Regions from separate parts of the Homo sapiens genome. Here region 1 is linked to region 2. Evidence: read pairs that join two places in POLR2A ChIA-PET (ENCODE). Cell type or tissue: PC-9. All regions are shown on one strand. Links, peaks and the distances in the headings refer to the core of each region. The heading gives the core; the rest is flanking DNA.

Region 1 (9,799 bases), core at 868-8,867, 69 kb after region 2:
AAAAAATACAAACAGCAATGTACCCAGAAGAAATGGAAAACCACTGGCTAGAGAAAACTACTGTCATCAATGCTTTCTGGGCCTCTGAAGAAGCCCATTTCTGCTGGCACTGAGTGTGTGTTTCTCCGGGCAGGAGCTGGTATAACATGACCCTTGAAAGCACTCGCAGCCCTGGGCTTACATAAGTAATGTGATGACTCTCTCCACAGAGCCCCTCTAGAGATCCCACCACTCCGCCCTCTTGGAAAGAACATTCAGTGTCTCCCACACCAGAACCCATCCAAGGAGAGAGGATGCCGAGGTAGTGGCTCATCTTCCTTGGTCCCAGAGAGGCCTCGGAGCAGTCCTCTCTTGCTTCACAGCCCTCCAACTATGCTAAGAATGCGAACCATTTCCCATGGGACTGGCAAAGCCATGAAGCAATTCTGAGCCCAACCTCCCCAAATATCTGCTTTGCAAACAGATAAAACAGAGAAGTATCCTGAAAATGTGCTGTTGGGCCATTCACCTTAGGCGGTTGTGGTGTCTGCTTGCCTGCCAGGAGGGTTTCTGCTTCCACAGTCCAGCCTGGAGCTGCTGGGGAGCCAGTTTGGGATGTGGCCATGTTCCCTGAGGGGCAAAACACAGAAAACTCTCCGGAAGGGGCTTCTCAAGGAAATGGGGACCAAGCAAGGCTGTGGGCTCTTTTCAGGGATCCGGCTCCCATCCCAGTGCTGGACTCATTGCTGACCAGTCCTTGGGGTCACCTGGGTGCCCTTTGGCTCCTGAGATGTCTGGGCATGGGGCTGCCTTCACCAGCTGCAAGAGCCCAAACCCACCTCAACCAGCCTTTGGCATCTCCAGTCTGCACCAGCTGCAATTTTGTGGCCCGGGTGGGTGAAGGCAGTGGCAGGGGAGTCCATGCCAAGCCTGGCAGTGGGAAGGAAGAGGAAGAGGAAGAGGACTTAACTTTCTCAGCAGCTTCAGCCTTCTGAGAAACTCTAGAATGCCTTGCTGCACTATGGCAGGCATAACCAGGTCCCGGTGACCTACATAACCTTCCAGACATGGGGCAAGTGGGAGCCCTGATTCATGTCAGGGGAGCCTGACAGAGGAAGGGTGGGGGCAGGGAGGATTTACAATCCTGAGACGGTGAAACCACCTAAATATTTAGTGATGACTAAGTGAGTCACCGCATGTCCACAGGGTGGAATATTATGTAAAAGTGATTATTATAATAATAAAGACTATTTAGCAATATTGCAAGTGTTTATGATATAATATTAAGCGAACAAAAGGAAGATACATACCTTTACGGCACCTGAACAAGAGAAGATTGGAAGGGGATTTTAAAAAATAACAGTTGCTCTGCTACAGTGGTGTGATTAGGGACCTTATTCTTGGAAAAGAAAGCAGCAGCTTTACAGTCAGACAGATCTGGACTAGTAGCTTAGATCTATTTCTTACTTACTAGAAACGATCTTGACAGGTGGCTTAAATGCGATTGGTTTTCCATCTGTAAAATGGGTACAGTAATTCCTGCTTTACAAAATTCTTGTGAAGATGAATCTGATTGTGCATCTCCTCCCTTCTTGCCTTCCTTTCTTCCTCCTCTCTCTCTCTACATATTTTCACTAATACTGCACAATCCAGTTGCCCACAAAGGATCCCACAGCTGAGTCATCCTTGGGTCTGCTGAAATCTCTTTTGCTTTAGGGAAGGTGCCTTTGCCTGTTTCTGCCCTAAGCGGAGCTGTGGATGAGGAGGGGCGCTAATGATGAAACAGTCCGGGTGGGCTTGGCAGGGGGAGGCTGGGCTGGTCCTCACTCTCAGAGCAGCCACAGTGCTGTGCGTTGCCAGCCCAAGCAAAGTCACAAGAGCCTTGAAGGTAGAAGCAGGAGTAAGGGAGCCTGCCTGGCAGATACCACACTGAGCAGAGCCCGCTCCTGTCTCTGCTTCCATGGCCTGACTCAAGCTCTCTTTTAAAAAATTTTATTTTTGTATTGACAAATACAAATCGTATATATTTATGGTAAACAACATTGTGTTTGGAAATATGTATACATCGTGGAATGGCCAAGTAGAGCTAATGAACATATGCCTTACCTTATACTAATCATTGTGTTGTGGGGGAGGTGGCGGAGGGGAAACGTGTAAAATCTATTCTCAGCAATTTTCAAGTATACAAAACATTCTTATTGTAGTCACCATAGTGTACAATAGATCTCTTGAAGTTATTCCTCCTAACTGAATAACCAACATGTTATTTGTATAACATGTTGTATCTTTTGACCAACATGTTCCCAATCCCTCCCAAATCAGACCCTCTTATCACTAGCAAGATCCATGGTTCCCCAGGCCTGAGTCACATGCCACTGGTGGGCAAAGACGTGACCAATGGCAAATGGACATATTCTTTTCTTCCCTCCCTTCCCCTCCCCTTCCCTTCCCTCCCTTCCCCTCCCCTCCCTTTCCTCCCTTCCCCTCCCCTTCCCTTCCCCTCCCTTTTCCTCCCCTCCCCTCTCCTCTCCTCTCTTCTCTCTCTTTTTTTTTTTTGTGATGGAGTATCGCTCTGTCACCCAGGTTGGAGTACAACAGCACAATCTTGACTCACTGCAACCTCTGCTTCCCGGGTTCAAGCGATTCTCCCGCCTCAACCTTGCGAGTAGCTGGGACTACAGGAGTGCACCACCATGCCCAGCTAATTTTTGTATTTTTTAGTAGAGATGGGGTTTCACCATATTGGCCAGGCTAGTCTCGAACTCCTGACCTCATGATCTGCCCCCCACTTGGCCTCCCAAAGTGCTGGGATTACAGGCGTGAGCCACTGCACCTGGCCTAATTTTTGTATTTTTGTAGAGACCGGGTTTCACCATGTTCGCCAGGCTGGTCTCGAACTTCTGACCTCGGGTGATCGGCCTGCCTCATCCTCCTGAAGTGCTGGGATTACAGGCATGAGTCACTGTACCCAGCCTTCCCTTCTTTTCTTTTTGTGAGACAGTCTTGCTCTGTCCCCCAGGCTGGAGTGCAGTGGCACAATCTCCACTCACTGCAGTCTCAACCTTCTGGGCTCAAGCCATCCTCCTGCCTCTGCCTTCCCAGTAGCTGGGACTACAGGCCCATGCCACTACCCCGGCTAATTTTTTATTTTTTGTAGAGACGCTGTCTTGCCATGTTACCCAGGCTGATTTCGAACTCCTGAGCTCAAGCAATCTGCCTAGCTTAGTCTCCCAAAGTGATGGGATTACAGGCATGAGTCACTGCTGCCCACACTTTTCTTTTAAGAGTGTGGCATTTTTATGCATATATTAGGGAAAAAATGAAGTGGTGGCTATAATGGTACAATAGAAGCAACATAAAATGGTTTAAAAATGAACTAGCATAAAGAGAAATACTATGTAAGAAATGGTTCGGGTGGTCCCTGATAGATCAGGAAGGAGCAGGGGAATGACTGAAGGGTGGGGTGCCTGTCCTATCCCCTTACATCCATCTTCTAACTCTGACCCAGCCTCAGTCTCTTCCAGAGTGTGCTCCTGTCCTCTTCCCACTATGGCCAGAGAGGTCTGCCTAGCAGGAAACCCTGACAGTTGCATCCTTCACTACAGGGCAGTCACCTTACGGAAAAGTTTAGGTCTTTCCTTGGGGAGGCCTCAAAAGCCTTCCGGGATGGACTCTGCCCATCTTTCCAGCTTCCCATTACCCTTGTCTCTTCCCATTTTAGATACCTGAACCCTGGACTTCCAAACTGAGCTTGATGGCTGGGCCTCTGAGTCTTACAGTGTTCTATCTCCTCTAACTGTGATGTCCTTTCTCCCTTGTTTATCTGAAGGACTCCTATTCAACCTTGATAGCGTTTTTAGGGGTCCTTTCCTCTGCGAAACTGTCTTGATCTCTTTGTAAAGGGTTAATCCCACCTTCCTCTCTATCTTGAATCACACATTTAATTGAATCATGCATTTAATCATGCAACTCCCAAAGCCTCCTGTTTCCTTGTCTGTCTCCTTGCTGAGGTGGTCTCTGAGGGCCTGGCACATATCTAATTTAGTTCAGGATCCTGGATTCTTATACAGTAATTGGAATAGGACAAGTGCTCAGCACTAACGAAGATGCAATTGTTATAGCTATCGTTTATGAAGTGCTCTCTGTGCATTACCCATTCAATCCTTACATCCACTCTAAGAGGAAGAAACTGTTGACACACTTCTTTTAGGCATGAGAAAACTGAGGCTCGGAGAGGGGAACTCATTTGCCAACAGTAGATAAGTGGAGGAGCAGATTTGAACCCTAGCCTGACTTTTGTCCTAGGCCCTCACCTGCTCATTTCCCACTCTCCTGAGTACAAAGTTGATTCCTCAGCGGGGTGTACAGGTGACCCCTCAGTGGGGTGTACAAGTGGGCCCTGGCCTCACTGAGGTCAGGGGACTCCCGGGCACCAGGTGCAGCAGTACCCTCATGCCCAGCTACAGAGCACCCGATCCTGGGGCTGCCCTTTCAAGGTTATGGTGTTGGAGAGGGGGCTGGGAAACAAGAGAAAGGAGAAAATAGAGTTGAGTCAGATGCCCTGTGGAATTTCTGGCCTTTATTGAATTCTGGGAAGAGAAAAAAAAAATGGCTGTGCTTATTCCAAGTATGTCAAGATCATAAGGAGCTCTTTACTGTTTATATGCAAAACTTTCTGGCAGCCGGCACCTGCAAGCAAGAGGCCAGGAATCTGTGAGACCCAGGCACCCTAAGCTGGAGCCCCAGGCTCCACAGAGGGGCAGCTGGGCCAGGCAAAGTGAGAAGGGAAGGGGTGGACCAGACTGTCCTCAAAGCCCCTGCATGTCCTGCAGCAGAGTTCCATCCCTGATCCTGGAATGTGGGCGAGCCCTTCTTGCATGGAAAGGGAAGTGAACTGGCTGACTCCCTCTGTCCCTCTGGGCACCCCACTCCTTGGCTCTCCAGACTCATGAATACTTTTTTGGGGGAGGAGCACTGGGCTGTCTAGTAGTAGAGCCTCATTCCTCAGCAGCCCTCTCATCTGAGGAGAGGCCCTGCTGGCTCAGAGCTCTGCAGAAATACATTGAGTTGGTTTCAGAATCCCTGAATCCCCTATGCTACCCCTTGTTCAGGGCAGAAGTCAAAAAAGCAGAAGAGACCCAGATAATAGGTAATGGCATGTTTTGGGGGGATGGGGGTGGAAGGACAGTGATAACAACAGCTTCGGGCTTCAGGCTTCCCATTCCCATTCTCTCTGGAATGCTATTTATTTATGCAATCTCAGACGTCTGAGTTGAAAACTGAAAAAAGGCAGTCAATTAGCTCTGTCCGTCCATGAGTTTAAATGTCCATGAATTCAGTCAACAAACATTTGTTCATTCATTAAATGTGTACCCTGGGGCTGGATACGATGCCAGGTGTTGAGTATTTGGAAATAGCTGAGAATGTCGAGACTGATGTTTCTCACTAGGGAGGGGGCACACATGAGAATCACATACTCATGTGGGCCCCTCTCAGGACCCTCCTTCATCCAGCCTGATAATTAAGAGTTTTGGGAAGGGGCCTGGGTATGAGGATTTAGAAAACTCCCCAGCTGATAAGGATACGAAGCTCCGTTTCAGATACATGGACCAGATTGGAAGTCTATTCTTCCAAATGTACCTACAGTGCTATCTCTCTGGGGAGGTGTGGGCATAGTCTCCTGCTTGGATTCATTCATTCGTTCATTCATTCCAGTGGAATTTTTGAGTTCTTGCCAGGTGCCATGCCCTGTTCTAGGCATTGGGTTGCAGACCCTGCCCTCCCGGGGCTCTCGCAAGACACCATTCCCATTCCCTGCAGCACTCCCGTTTCATTCTCATAAAAGTCCAAGGCCTTACAGTGAGCCAGTGACCAGGCTGGTACCCGCCCGACCTCCTCTCCCCCTACTCCCTTCTGCCCTGCTCTCCCCCTACTCCCTTCTGCCCTGCTCTCCCCCTACTCCCTTCTGCCCTGCTCTCCCCCTACTCCCTTCTGCCCTGCTCCAGCTGCCTGGCTCCTGCCTGTTCCTCCCACAGGCCTCTGCTAGTTGCTCCTTCTGGAATGCTCCCCACAGAGGTTGCCCCTGCTCACTCAGTTGAGAGCTACAACCTCCCGACTCCCCAGCAATGCTTTACTTGTTCTTAGGCTTCTGTTTCTCTAGCACTTAACACATTATTATTATTATTATTATTATTATTATTATTATTATTTTTAGATGGAGTCTCACTCTGTTGCCCCAGGTTGGAATACAGTGGCGCAATCTCGGCTCACTGCAACCTCTGCCTCCCGGGTTCAAGCGATTCTTCTGTGTCAGACCCCCTGAGTAGCTGGAATTACAGGCACGCGGCACCATGCCTATTTTTTTTTTTTTTTGTATTTTTAGTAGAGACGGGGTTTCACCATGTTGGCCAGGCTGGTCTCGAACTCCTGATCTGATGATCCGCCCATCTCAGCCTCCCAAAGTGCTGAGATTATAGGTGTGAGCCACTGCGCCCGGCCACACTTATCCCCTTTTACATGCTCTGTCATTTTGAGATTTATGAGTCAATTGTTTGCTGTCCTCTACCTCCCCCACCAATCCTCTGGAATGGAAGCCCCTGGACGACAGGGTCTTTGCTTTGATAATGGATGTAGTGCAAGCATCTAGAATAGTGGGTGCTCAATAAATATTTGTTGAATGAATTAAACAAATAATAACACAGGTAAGTGTAAAATTACACCTGTGGGAAGTGCTGGCTACAGAGAATGAGTAAAATTAACTGAGCTCCTCCCAGCTCATCAACTCTATAATTTTTACTTTTGTTTTTCTTTGAAACATCATTCTGTGTTTACAATTATCCAGTGTGGCCAAGACCATTCCATTCTATTTTTGCGATCACTGTGCTTTTCCCACGGCCCTGGCCTCAGGAAAAGAGACTGTGTTGAAGTCGGAGGAGCAGGCTTTAGGGAGCCCGCAGCCCAGGGCTCTCTGGCATCCCCGAGTGAGGCCAGCAGGGGAGGATTGGTGGCCAGTCACGTATTCAGTCAGCACGAGACACTGAGCCTGTTCAGAAGGCTGAGATAATGGGATTTCAGAACAATTGTAAAAATACCTAACATGCCAGCAGGGAGTTAAACAGCAGATTCACAAGATTCTGAGGCTTTTGACCCTTCATGGAAGCCAAGGGAGACAGAATTCCAAGAGCATGTTACAGCATGTTAGGTATTTGGAGGGGGCAGTGCTTGTCATGGGCTGATCACAGCGACCCCATCCCCAGGATCCCAGCAGGGATAGGAAAAGTCACCACTCTGAGGCCAAGGACAACCATATCACAGAATTAGCCCATCAAAGAAAAGATGTGTCAGTAAGAGCCCTGAAGGAAGCCAGTCCTGTCCCAGCCCGGCCCAGAAGGCAGAGATAACAGCAGCCTTAGCCCAGCCATCTGGATCCCTCACAGTCCCAAGGATGGGGTAGGGGCGGCAGATTATTGTGGTCTAATGCTGACAGTCAGGCCCCTTTCTTCTGTCTCCACACTCTCCTCCAGGCAACTTTTGGCATCTGCCTATTGGGAGTGAAATGAGCATCCAGTATCCTGGTCTGGGTAACCCTGAGGGTTAGTCTCTGGTTTGGCTGAACGTGTCCCTTTCCCAAAAACCAGGGATGGGCTCCAGGAAAGCTGGGATGGAGAGCAGACTGCACTAAGGAAAGAGTGCCATCCTGTGTTCTCTGGAGTAGGGGGGCACCTGCCAGCATTTTCCTGATGCCCCAGCCACTGCTTTGTGCCCCAGAGGCACCACCCTTCTTTAAAGGCACTGGGGACAGTCCCTGGTGAGCAGAAAGGTGGTGGCCACAGATGGCTTAGCTGAGGAGCCTGCAGTGAGCACAGGAACAATGGAAAGAGCCTGGTGCAAGGTTCTCAGCGAGGACAATGTGAGGTTGTCCACAGGAGTTTGCAGGGAAGCAGAGATGACAGAGATGCCAGGCCAAGGAGGCTGCGGGAAGGGTGGCCAAGGCAGGAGGTGGCATGGGCTGTGTCAGAGCTGGCACATTGCAGCAGGAGTGAATTGAGCTCACAGGGAGGAAGAAATGCCTGGAATCCCTTCTGCTGGCAGTGAATCCAGGCTAGAATTGTTTGTGAATTTGATTTAGTCATCCCTGTCTCAAGTACCTTCTATGGTTCTGATAGCTCCAGATTCCAGTCCAAATCCCTCATTGCCTACAAGGCCTCTACCACCAGTACTGATTTCCTTTCTTGGCTTCTTCCAAGCCTCAGGCCCTATGATCCCTGCACTTCCTTTAACCGTGGCTCCTTCCTTTATGCCTTTGCTCTTGTCTTTTGTTCTTTTCCCACCTTTCCTTCACAGTAAAACACTACCACTTCCTGGAAGCCTTCCTGAAACATGCTGGCACCGTTGGTGACCCAGAGCAGCTCTTTCATCTGGGAGTGTCCCTTCTTGAGCCACAGACACATTAACATAGGTGATCCAAGGCCTTAGGTAATATGCATGGAATGAAGAAGTCTTTTGTGAAGGCTGGAGGACAGGGGAGCTTAGCTTCCCCATTCTCCTTCACCCATGCTCATGTAAACCTCCAATTAAAAGCCAATCTTCCCAAATGCAATCGGAAAATCAAAAAAGGACAGTGCTAAAGTCAACATACAAAGAGCATAGAGCAGGGAGGCCTCCAAAATCCTGTCTCTGACCCTACAGTTCAGACAGCAGGCCCCAGAATAGGCTCCTTGGAGACAGCAGATCCACTGGGGATGAAAGGAGTCCATTCGGGACAAAAGGAGAAAATGCGTCTCTCCATGTTATATAAGCCTTTCATCCACTGTTACATTAAAGATTCTGAAAAGTCCTGCAGAAAAGTGCCTGTTTGTGTAGCGTGTGACACCGATTAACGTTGCCCAAAGCTTTGGCATTGGACAGCCTTGAACCCCCTTCTCCGCTGGTGTGCCCCATGACTTCAGTCAAGTTCCTTGGCTGCTCTGAATCTCAGATGCCTATTTGCAAAATAAGTTATTATGTGGTCAGTGAAAGCAAAGCACTGGTTTGGCTGGGGTCCTGGGAGGACAGGATAGCTCACATAGGACACTCTTGTGGTTCTAACTATGTAGTATGGTCCAGGACTCACAGGACAGAAGCAGGAGTGAGCCACTTGGAGGGCATTATTCTGGGTTGTGTACCCAGGACGCTGGCAGGAGCCGCATCCCCCTATCCAGCCAATGGACATCTCACTAAAAAGCACCCTGACTGGCAGTAGGCATTTCCTGGAGCCCGTGCTATCCTGGCCACTCTCTCTCCGGGCTCATCTTGTACCACTTGACCCTCCACTCTCTAGCCATGTAGAATGTCTGCTGTCAGCCGGGTGTGGTGGCTCACGCCTGTAATCCCAGCACTTTGGGAGGCCGAGGCAGGCGGATCATGAGGTCAGGAGATCAAGACCATCCTGACCAACATGGTGAAACCCCGTCTCTACTAAAAATACAAAAATTAGCTGGGCATGTGGCGCATGCCTGTAATCCTAGCTACTTGGGAGGCTGAGACAGGAGAATTGTTTGAACCAGGGAGTCGGAGGTTGTGGTGAGCTGAGATCGTGCCACTGCAATCCAGCCTGGTGACAGAGCGAGACTTGTCTCAAAAAAAAAAAAAAAAAAGAATGTCTGCTGTCCTCCCTGTACCTTCCTGTCCCTCATGTCACCCTGGCTCATCCTCCTTCTAGCCTCACTCTCCTTCTTTAACTGGCCAACTCAACCTGTAGGCCTCAGCTGAGATGGTCTTCCTCTGAGATTTTTCTGGCTGCCCCTAGATCACAGGTCTCTGTTCCTGTGGAACCTCTGCT
Region 2 (9,799 bases), core at 805-8,804:
TTGTTGTTGTTTTTGTTTTTTGTTTTTGTTTTTTTTTTTTTTTGAGACGGTCTCACTCTGTCGCCCAGGCTGGAGTGCAGTGGCGCGATCTCGGCTTACTGCAAGCTCCGCCTCCCGGATTCATGCCATTCTCCTGCCTCAGCCTCCTGAGTAGCTGGGACTACAGGTGCCTGCCACCACACCCGGCTAACTTTCTGTATTTTTAGTAGAGACGGGGTTTCACCGTGTTAGCCAGGATGGTCTCCATCTCCTGACCTCGTGATCCGCCTGCCTGGGCCTCCCAAAGTGCTGGGATTACAGGCGTGAGCCACCGCATCTGGCCCAGGCATTTTCTTTGTTTAAAAAATTAGGGCTTTTTGTTGTTGTTGTTGTTGTTTGTGTTTTTGTTTGTTTGTTTTTGAGGCAGTGCCTGACTCTATCGCCCAGGCTGGAGTGCAGTGGCGCCATCTCAGCTCACTGCAAGCTCTGCCTCCTGGGTTCAAGCAGTTATCTGCCTCACCCTGCTGAGTAGCTAGGTTTACAGGTGCCCGCCACCAAGCCTGGTTAATTTTTGTATTTTTAGTAGAGACAGGGTTTTACCATCTTGGCCAGGCTGGTCTTGAACTCCTGACCTTGTGATCCACCTGCCTCAGCCTCCCAAAGTGCTGGGATTACAGGCATGAGCCACCGCGCCTGGCCTGTTAATTTTTAACAAAATTATATACAAATATAGTTTAAAGAGTCAAATAGTTTGTTTTGTTGTTGGTTTATTTATTTATTTATTTATTTTTTGAGATGGAGTTTTGCTCTTGTTGCCCAGGCTGGCGTGCAATGGTATGATCTCAGCTCACTGCAACCTCTGCCTCTCCGGTTCAAGCGATTCTCATGCCTCAGCCTCCCAAGTAGCTGGGATTACAGGCATGTATCACCATGCCCAGCTTTTTTAGAAGAGTTGGGGGTTTCTTTTTCTTTTTTTTTTTTTTGAGATGGAGTCCCGCTCTGTTGCCCAGGCTGGAGTGCAGTGGCGCGATATCGGCTCACTGCAAGCTTCGCCTCCCGGGTTCACGCCATTCTCCTGCCTCAGCCTCCCGAGTAGCTGGGACTACAGGCGCCCGCCAACACGCTGGGCTAATTTTTTGTATTTTTAGTAGAGACAGGGTTTCACCGTTTTAGCCACGATGATCTCTATCTCCTGACTCTCTATCCGCCTGCCTCAGCCTCCCGAAGTGCTGGGATTACAGGCGTGAGCCACCGGGCCCGGCCCCCAAGAGACGGGGTTTCACCATGTTGGTCAGGCTGGTCTCAAACTCCTGACCTCAGGTGATATGCCTGCCTCGGCCTCCCAAAGTGCTTGGATTACAGGTGTGAGCCACCATTCCACAAGGCATATTACCAAGAAACAACATTACCACTTGTTCTCCATTCTCACCTGGCAGCTGCTTTAAACCCCTTTAGCTGTTTATTGACTTCTATCACTTGAAATAATATGTTTATATGACCGACCTGTTGGTTTTTCTATTTTGGGCATTATGTATTAAAATGATTTGCTCCTTCAGAAAACTATGTATATTTTGCTCTCTTTTATACCCTCCAAAATACCACACACATATAACTGCCTGTTCTTACTACCATCATACCATAAACACTGTTTATATAGTTATGACTGTGTAAATGCTATTCATAGCTTAGCCATGTGACAATAATTTTTCCTTTCTTGCACAGCCCTTTTCCCCACTAAAGTTAGCATGTAGTTCACTTGCTTAGGTTTCTACGTATTCATCAATAATTCATGCCCAAACTCATCCCTCGGTTGTTTAAAACTTCTCTCAATGTATTCAAACACATCAGCTGATCCATCAGTTTCATCATCTTGGACATTTGGATTAATTATTCCCTAGATGCTGTAAAGTCATCATCTTGCAATGTTCCATCATGCAGGGACCTCCCTGTGTAACTCTTTTTAGATTCCCTGTTTCCTGGATAGCGTCCTTTTTCTTGATTTGCCTTCTTTATATAGTGGGCACTTCTTCCAGCACTTCCCTAAGAAAGTATACATGGAAGATAAGTATTTTGAGAGTTTGCATATTTGAAAGTCTTTATTCCAAACATCTTTATAAACACTTTATTCATAATACTGACTAAGCATAGAATTGTATGTTAAAAATAACATTTCCTTAGAATTTCAAAGGTATTTTTACATCGTCTTCTGCCTTTCAGTGTAACTTTTGGAAAGTCAGATGCCATTATGATTCTTGACCCTTTGTATAAAACCTTCTCTCCCACTCTCCTTTTCCTCCCCTTGCCCTCTGCCCTCTGGAAAATTTTGGAATACTTTATTCCTGATATTCTGAAAGTTTTTAATGTGTACCTTGATGTGTTTCTATTTTAATCAGTTGTCTAGAGTATTTTGTGGATCCTTTGAATCTGCAAACACTGGCTATTCAGTTCTGGGATGTTTTCTTGAATTATGTCCTTGATGATATCCCCACTCTGTTTTCCATCTTCTTTCTAAAATTCCTATATTCTGGCTGTTAAAGCATCTCTTTGCTAATCTTTCTAACTAATTTCTTTAATTTTATCTTATAACTCTGCTCGAATTTTTCATTTCCCAGAGCTTGTTTGTTCTCTTAAATGTCCTTTTTAATGGTGTGTATGTGTATATATATATATATATATATATATATATATATATATATATTTTTTTTTTTTTTTTTTTTTTTGAGATGGAATCTCGCTCTGTCACCAGGCTGGAGTACAGTGGCACAATCTCAGCTCACTGCAACCTCCACCTCCCAGGTTCAATTGATTCTCCTGCCTCAGCCTCCCAAGTAGCTGGGACAACAGGCGCCCGCCACCATGCCCGGCTAATTTTTGTATTAGTAGAGACGGGGTTTCACCATGTTGGCCGGGATGGTCTTGATCTCTTGACCTCGTGATCCACTCGCCTCGGCTTCCCAAAGTGCGGGAATTACACGCGTAAGCCACTGCGCCAGGCCTAATGGTATATTCTTGCTTCATAATAATTATCTTCTCTTACAGCTCTGATAGTAATAATATATTTTTAAAACACTTCTTAAAAACTTTTGAAAAAGTTTTATTTCTCTGTATAGTTTTAATTTTTCCGTTTTCTTTTGTTTGTTTTTAATCTTAGTCTTTATTGTTAGACCAGTTCCTGAAATCATCCTTGCCTGGTTGCTCATTGAAGAGAGGAGCACTAAAAATTGAATTGGAAACTGTATAGATATGGATGGAATCTGTTGACTATGAAATTCTCAGTGGCTCATCTGGCCACTTATTTAGGAATCCCCAATGTCCATATCTTTCCACGTATCTTTTGGGCTGGTCTAATTTCCCACGGAATATTTTCCCCATCTCTTGACCAAAGAGTACAGGCCCAACTAACAGCATTCCAGCAGCCAAGGGAAAAGAAGGACCCATAATCCTAAAATCAATATGTAGATAGAATATCTCAAAATCTTCCTATTTTTAATATGGTACTCTTGCCTTCAACTTAACCCTTAGTTTTATCCTCTCCAATATTTAAAACTCCAGTACTTTGCCAGATTTGGGGAGGTGGTGTGAGACATCTTGCTGTGCTGAGTTGGGGAGGTGTCTTAGTCCATTTAGTGTTGCTGTAACAGAATATCTGAGACTGGATAGTTTACGAAGAAAAGAGGTTTATTTGGCTCATTATTCTGGTGGCTGGAAAGTTCAAGATTGGGCATCTGCATCTGGTGAGGACCTGAAGTCGTTTCAACAGTGGAAAGTAGAAGAGGAGCCAGCATGTGCAAAAGGGTCACATGGCAAGAGAGGAAGCAAGTGGGGGTAGGTGCCAGACTCTTTTTAGCAACCAGAACTTGAAAGAACTAACAGAGAAAGAATTCACCCCCAGGGAGGGCATCAATCTATTCATGAGGGATCTGCCCCCATGACCCAAATGCCTCTCACCAGGTGCCACTACCCAACCTTGCAACATCAGGAGTCAAATTTCAACATGAGGTTTGTAGGGGACAAACATGCAAACTATAGCAGGAAGGTATCTGGAGGTTTAACAACCTTTTAGCTCTTTAATCTATTTAAACAACTCTCTTATTTTCAATACCATCTTCATTTTCACTTGCAAAGTTAACTGGTTCCACCAATTCCTGAGTCTTTTGGATGGATTCTCTGCTTTCCCTATTTCTGCCTTAGAATTCCTCTTTCTCAGATCAGCAAAATAAGTTACTACATGTCCTGCTTTCCAGCTTTGAACATCTTCCTGCTATTGTCTCCTCTGCCATATTTTTTGTCCTTGTTTGTTTATGCCTTTAAAAAATCTCTTAATGGTGGTTTTAAAGGGATTTTAGAAGTGATTGTAGATTAATGCATGTTCTTGCTCTACTATCTTTAATCAGAAGCTTCTGTATTTGCTTTCTGTGTTAGTCAGCTCAGGCTGCCGTAACAGAAGACTATAGACTAGCTGACTTAAACAACAGAAATTTATTTTCTCACAGTTCTGGAGGCTAGAAGTCCAAGATCAAGGTGCTGCCAAGATGGGTTTCTGGTGAGGCCTCTCTTCCTGGCTTGTAGACAGCCACCTTCTTGCTCTGCCCTCACATGACCTCTACTCTGTGTCCCCACAGAAAAAGAGAAATCTCTGGTGTCGCTTCCTTTTCTTTTAAGAATAGAAGTTCAATTGGATTAGGGCCCCCACTATTCTGATCTTATTTAACCTTAATCACTCCCCTAAAAAGCTCTGCCTCCAAGCACATAGTCACATTGGGGGTTAGAGCTTCAACAAATGAATTATGGAGGGACACAATTCAGTCCATTACACTTTTCATTATAACTTTCTGGTGAATATAGCAAAGAGGTTCATATTGCAACTTTTCAATTGTTCTTCCTCTTGTACCTAGCTGACATCTCATTATTCAGTTAGCATTGGAAATGGTTTCTAATCACTTTCTGTTAGAGTTAATGGAGTTTGTTTGTTTGTCCATCATCTTTGAGTTGTTAATTTTTTTTACTCTGGGGATCCTCCAGTTCTTCTAATTGTGGAATACAATTAGTCCATATTTCAATTTCATTCTCTTCTTCTAAGCCTTTAGGATTTCAGCTATTACATGATTAATTCACTGAGTGCAGTATGTCACTTCGTCATGTCTCCTGGTTTCTATAGTAAGTGTTCAGTACTCTTAAGTCTAATGTTTTCTTTGAGGCATTGGAAGTCAGACTTCTTTTTTTCCCCCAAATACTTTAGCTTCATTAGCTCATATTTTCTTTCTGAAAGTTTTTAAAATTCCTCATAGAAACAGACAGGTTTCCATAGTTTTCTAGCTTCTCAAGTTGATACATACGTAAACTTAATTGATATATAATTTGCATGCCACAATTCACCTAAAGTTAACAATTCTATGAGTTTTAGTATACTTATAGAGCTGTGCAACCACTATCACAATTCATTTTAGAACAGATCAGTACACCTTTCTAGGAATTCTTTAGTTGAAACTACTGAACTTTCCACAGCTCTGAGACATGGTAGTTCTGTTTTTGTCTCTAGGTCAAATTCTAAGGCTGGGCATGGTGGCTCATGCCTGTAATCCCAGCACTTTGGGAGGCCGAGGCGGGCGGATCACCTGAGGTCAGGAGTTTGAAACCAACCTGGCCAACATGGTGAAAACCCGTCTTTATTAAAAATACAAAAATTAGCCAGGCGTGATGGTGGGCATCTGTAATCCCAGCTACTCGGGAGGCTGAGGCAGGAGAATCGCTTGAACCCAGGAGGCAGAGGTTGCAGTGAGCCGAGATCATGCCAGTACACTCCAGCCTGGGTGACAGACCAAGACTCCGTCTTAAAAAAAAAAAAAATTCTAAAAGCTTCACAGATACTAGCTTTGGGCTCAGATATCAATCTTTAGAAAGTTGGCCGGGCATGGTGGCTCACGCCTGTAATCCCAGCACTTTGGGAGGCGAGGCGGGCAGATCACGAGGTCAGGAGATCAAGACCATCCTGGCTAACACAGTGAAACCCCGTCTCTACTAAAAATACAAAAAAATTAGCCAGGCGTGGTCGTGGGCGCCTGTAGTCCCAGCTTCTCGGGAGGCTGAGGCAGGAGAATGGCGTGAACCCAGGAGGCGGAGCTTGCAGTGAGCCGAGATCCTGCCACTGCACTCCAGCCTGGGCAACAGTGCGAGACTCCATCTCAAAAACAAAACAAAACAAAACAAACAAAACAAAAAAATTAGCCGGGCGTAGTGGCGGGCGCCTGTAGTCCCAGCTACTCAGGAGGCTGAGGCAGGAGAATGGCGTGAACCCGGGAGGCGGAACTTGCAGTGAGCGGAGATCGCGCCACCGCACTCCAGCGTGGGCGACAGAGTGAGACTCCGTCTCAAAAAAAAAAAAAAAAAAAAAAAAAAAAAAAAAAGAAATTTGTTAAAGCTAGATTAATGGTGTAGCATGTCGTTTAATTCTCATAAATGTTTCATGTGAAAAGTATATATGCTCTACAATAGTTGAGAGCGAAGTTCTGTGTAATGTGCATTACTTCAACCCCTCAACCTTTTTATTGTGTTGATCAAATGTTCCTTCTTTTTACTCTTCTGTTTTTGCCTGATCTCTTACTGTGACAACTGTATGCAAATTTCTCCTTAAGATAATAGATTTATCTGTTTCTTCCTGTAGTTCCGTCAGTTTGAGCTTTATGTATTTTGGAACTATATTATTAGTGACATGGAAATTTTAAAGTGATATGTCTTCTGGAAATTTTGAGCTGTTTATTCTTATGTATGACTCATTTTATCTCCATTGATGCTTTTTGCCTAGAGTCTATTTTGTCTAAAATTAATAAAGCCATACCAGCTTGCCAGCTTTCTTCTTGTTAGCATTTGCCTGTATATCATTTTACATCCTGTCAGCTTCAACATTTCTGTGTCCCAATGTGTTAAGTGTGGATTTTGTTTTATTACATATGACAATATTTGTCTTTAACTTGAGAATTTAGTTCACTACATTACTGGAGCTACAGGTATATTTGGATTTATTTCAACTATTTCATTACAAATTTTCTATTTTCTTTCTTATGCTATTCTCCTCCCATGCCCCCAACCAATTTTTGCCTTCTTTTGGATTGATTTTCCTTCTCATTTTACTTTTTTGTCTCTACTTTTTTTGGAAGTCGTATGCTTTATGGCTGTTCTTTTAATGATTGTTCTGGTTATATTAAACTCATACTTAACCAGGTCTAAATTTAATCCATATATTTACCCTTCTCCTGAAGAACGTGAGAACATTAAAACACTTTATGATCACCCCCACCCCCACTCATTTGCTCTTATTGTCAACAATTTTAGTTCTAGCCTATGCCTACATGCACAAAAGTTTAATGCTACTATTGTTACTTGATTTTGTCAGTGCTTGCTTAGTTACACTTACAACCATTCCTTTTCGTATCTCAGAACTTCCAACTGGAATCATTTACCTTTTGCCTGAAGTTCATCTTTTAAATTTTCCTTTATGGTGATCTTTTGTGGTAAAATCTCTCTGCTTTTATTTGAGTAGAAATGCCTTATCTTATTCTAAAGGAAAAATAGTTTTGCTCATTACAGAATTCAGAGTTGCTAGAACATAGATGATATTTCACTGTCTTCTGGTTTCCATTATTCCTTCTGAAAAATTAATTGTAACTCTAACTGCCACTTTGATCACCTTGATACATTATCTGCCTCTTGTTTTTTTTTTTTTCTTTTTTTTTGAGACAGAGTCTTGCTCTGTCACCAGGCTGGAGTGCAGTGGGACGATCTCGGCTCACTGCAGCCTCCACCTCCTGGGTTCAAGTGATTCTCCTGGCTCAGCCTCCCTAGTAGCTGGGATTACAGGCACCCACCACCATGCCCAACTAATTTTTTGTATTTTAAGTAGAGATGGGGTTTCTCCATGTTGGCCAGCCTGGTCTCAAACTTGTGACCTCAAGTGATCCGCCCACCTCAGCCTCCCAAAGTGCTGGGATTACAGGCGTGAGCCACCATGCCTGGCCTCCTTATGGGTTTTTAAAAGGTTTTTTAAACTGATGTCTACAGTTTCTCTGGCATGTATGAAAGTGGAGTTATTGAGATTTCCGGAACTGGTGTCTTTCAGAAATTCCAGGAAATTCTCAGTTTCATTTGTAAAATCAAGGAGAGAAAGAAAGGAAGAAAGAAAGAGAGAGCGAGAAAGAAAGAGAGAGGGAGGGAGGGAAGGAAGGAAGGAAGGGAGGGAGGGAGGGAGGAAGGAAGGAAGACATTACTCTGAACTGTTTGAGAATAGGTTGCATACATCAAGCCTAAATACTTCATTGTGTATTTCATAAGAACAAGGACATTCTCTTTTATAACCCTAGTGCCATTATCAAAATTAAGACAGTTAACATTGATATAATACTGTTTTCTAATCCACAGTTCACATTCAGATTTCATTAATTGTCCCAATAAAGTTTTTATAGCTGTTTTTTTCCTGGTCCAAGATCCAATCCAGGATCATAAATTGCATTTATTTGTCATATCTTTTTAGTCGCCTTTAATCTGAAAGAGTTTCTTAGCCTTTCTTTTGCTTGAATTTCTTGCCCTTGACCAGTTATTGTATAGAATGTTGCTCAATCCGTGTTACCTCATGTTTCCTTGTGATTAGATTCAGGTTATACATTTTGGCAGGAATATTGTAGAATTGCTATTTTCTTCTCAGTGAATCATGCGTTATTGGCTTGGCCCGTTACTGTGATGTTAACTTTAAATACTTGTTTAAGGTGTTCTCCGATACATTTCCTCACTGTAAAGTTATTTTCCCTTGTAATTAACAAGAAATTTGGGGGGAGATACTTTGAGATTATATAAATCTCCTGTTCCTCACCAAACTTTTATCTACTAGTTTGATTACCTACTGATGATTTTTTAACTTTCTGATTTCTTCCATATTTAGTTGGCATTTAACCATAAGGGAGAACTTTCCGTTTTCTTCCATTTATTGATATATTTATATCAACTGAATTCATGGATTATTTTATTTGGTGGATTGTAATCCATTACTATCATTATATATATTTTTATGTTTGAATTGTCTCAGATTTGGCCAGTGGGTCCCCTTGCAGCTGATTCTTGGGTCCTTTTGATATGTCTCTAGCATTCACTGAGCATTTTCTTACTTTTTAGGAAAACAAAATATTTTTATCTCCTCTTGCACTTTTCTGCCCCAGCCCTGGAGTCATTTTTTCTTAGCAGCCCTAGTTCCTTTTCATAGAGAATGGTCTTTAGAAACCAAGATTTGGGAACTAGGTGTGCTCATTGTATATTGTTTGCAGGTCCTTTCAGGAGACAAAGCAGGGAAACAAATGTATTTATGTATGTATATGTCTGTGTATGTATGTACACATATACATACATACATCTGTAACATCCATGAGTTCACATCAGTACTTCTGATTCCAGTGCCACACAATTCCTTCCTCATTTCCTATTTGTAACTCAAAAACCGGGCTCCCATTATCCTCAATGGATCGGCTTATTTGCTTGATCCTTCCATAGGTAAACAAACTTCTGGCCCTACCTACTGAAAGTTCAGCCCAGGCACACCAATCTCTACCCCCACTTTCACCTGCAGGCATGTCAGTCAAAAGCTCTGCCTCCATGAAGGGGAAAGGAAAGAAGGAAAGGCCAGTTAGAAAGCTTGGCCCCTCATACACCAACCCCCACCTCCTGGGCACATTGGCTAAAATCTCAGTGACTAATTCACTTTTTTTTTTTGAGACAGAGTTTCATTCTTGTCGCCCAGGCTGTAGTGTGATGGTGAGATCTCGGCTTACCGCAACCTCCA

What was found. ChIA-PET counts read pairs that join two places held together with the same protein. Peaks named below come from ENCODE experiments on the same cell type or tissue, not always from the same donor. Only the 100,000 strongest peaks of a DNase experiment are listed, where the experiment ranks them.
Region 1: POLR2A ChIA-PET joins it to region 2 with 12 read pairs; 4 of 35 experiments call an interaction of 5 or more read pairs at or near these places.

Annotation. Positions count from the first base shown.
Region 1 is chr3:134,326,706-134,336,504 of GRCh38, forward strand. It overlaps LOC105374118 (a long non-coding RNA gene), which reads right to left and starts at 1,989. Exons shown (of 2, transcript XR_924518.4): 1 at 509-1,989. RefSeq lists a silencer at 222-516 and enhancers at 222-516, 302-596, 4,122-4,687, 6,767-7,619, 7,620-8,470. In PC-9, for the core only: no CTCF peak of the experiment used is centred there; DNase peaks (open chromatin) are centred at 1,106, 1,646, 4,936, 8,406 and 3 weaker places; H3K4me3 peaks cover 1,709 bases; H3K27ac peaks cover 8,000 bases.
Region 2 is chr3:134,257,328-134,267,126 of GRCh38, forward strand. No RefSeq gene overlaps it. Among named protein-coding and RNA genes, the nearest start is that of RYK, 11 kb to the left of the region's middle. In PC-9, for the core only: no CTCF peak of the experiment used is centred there; a DNase peak (open chromatin) is centred at 3,894; H3K27ac peaks cover 573 bases.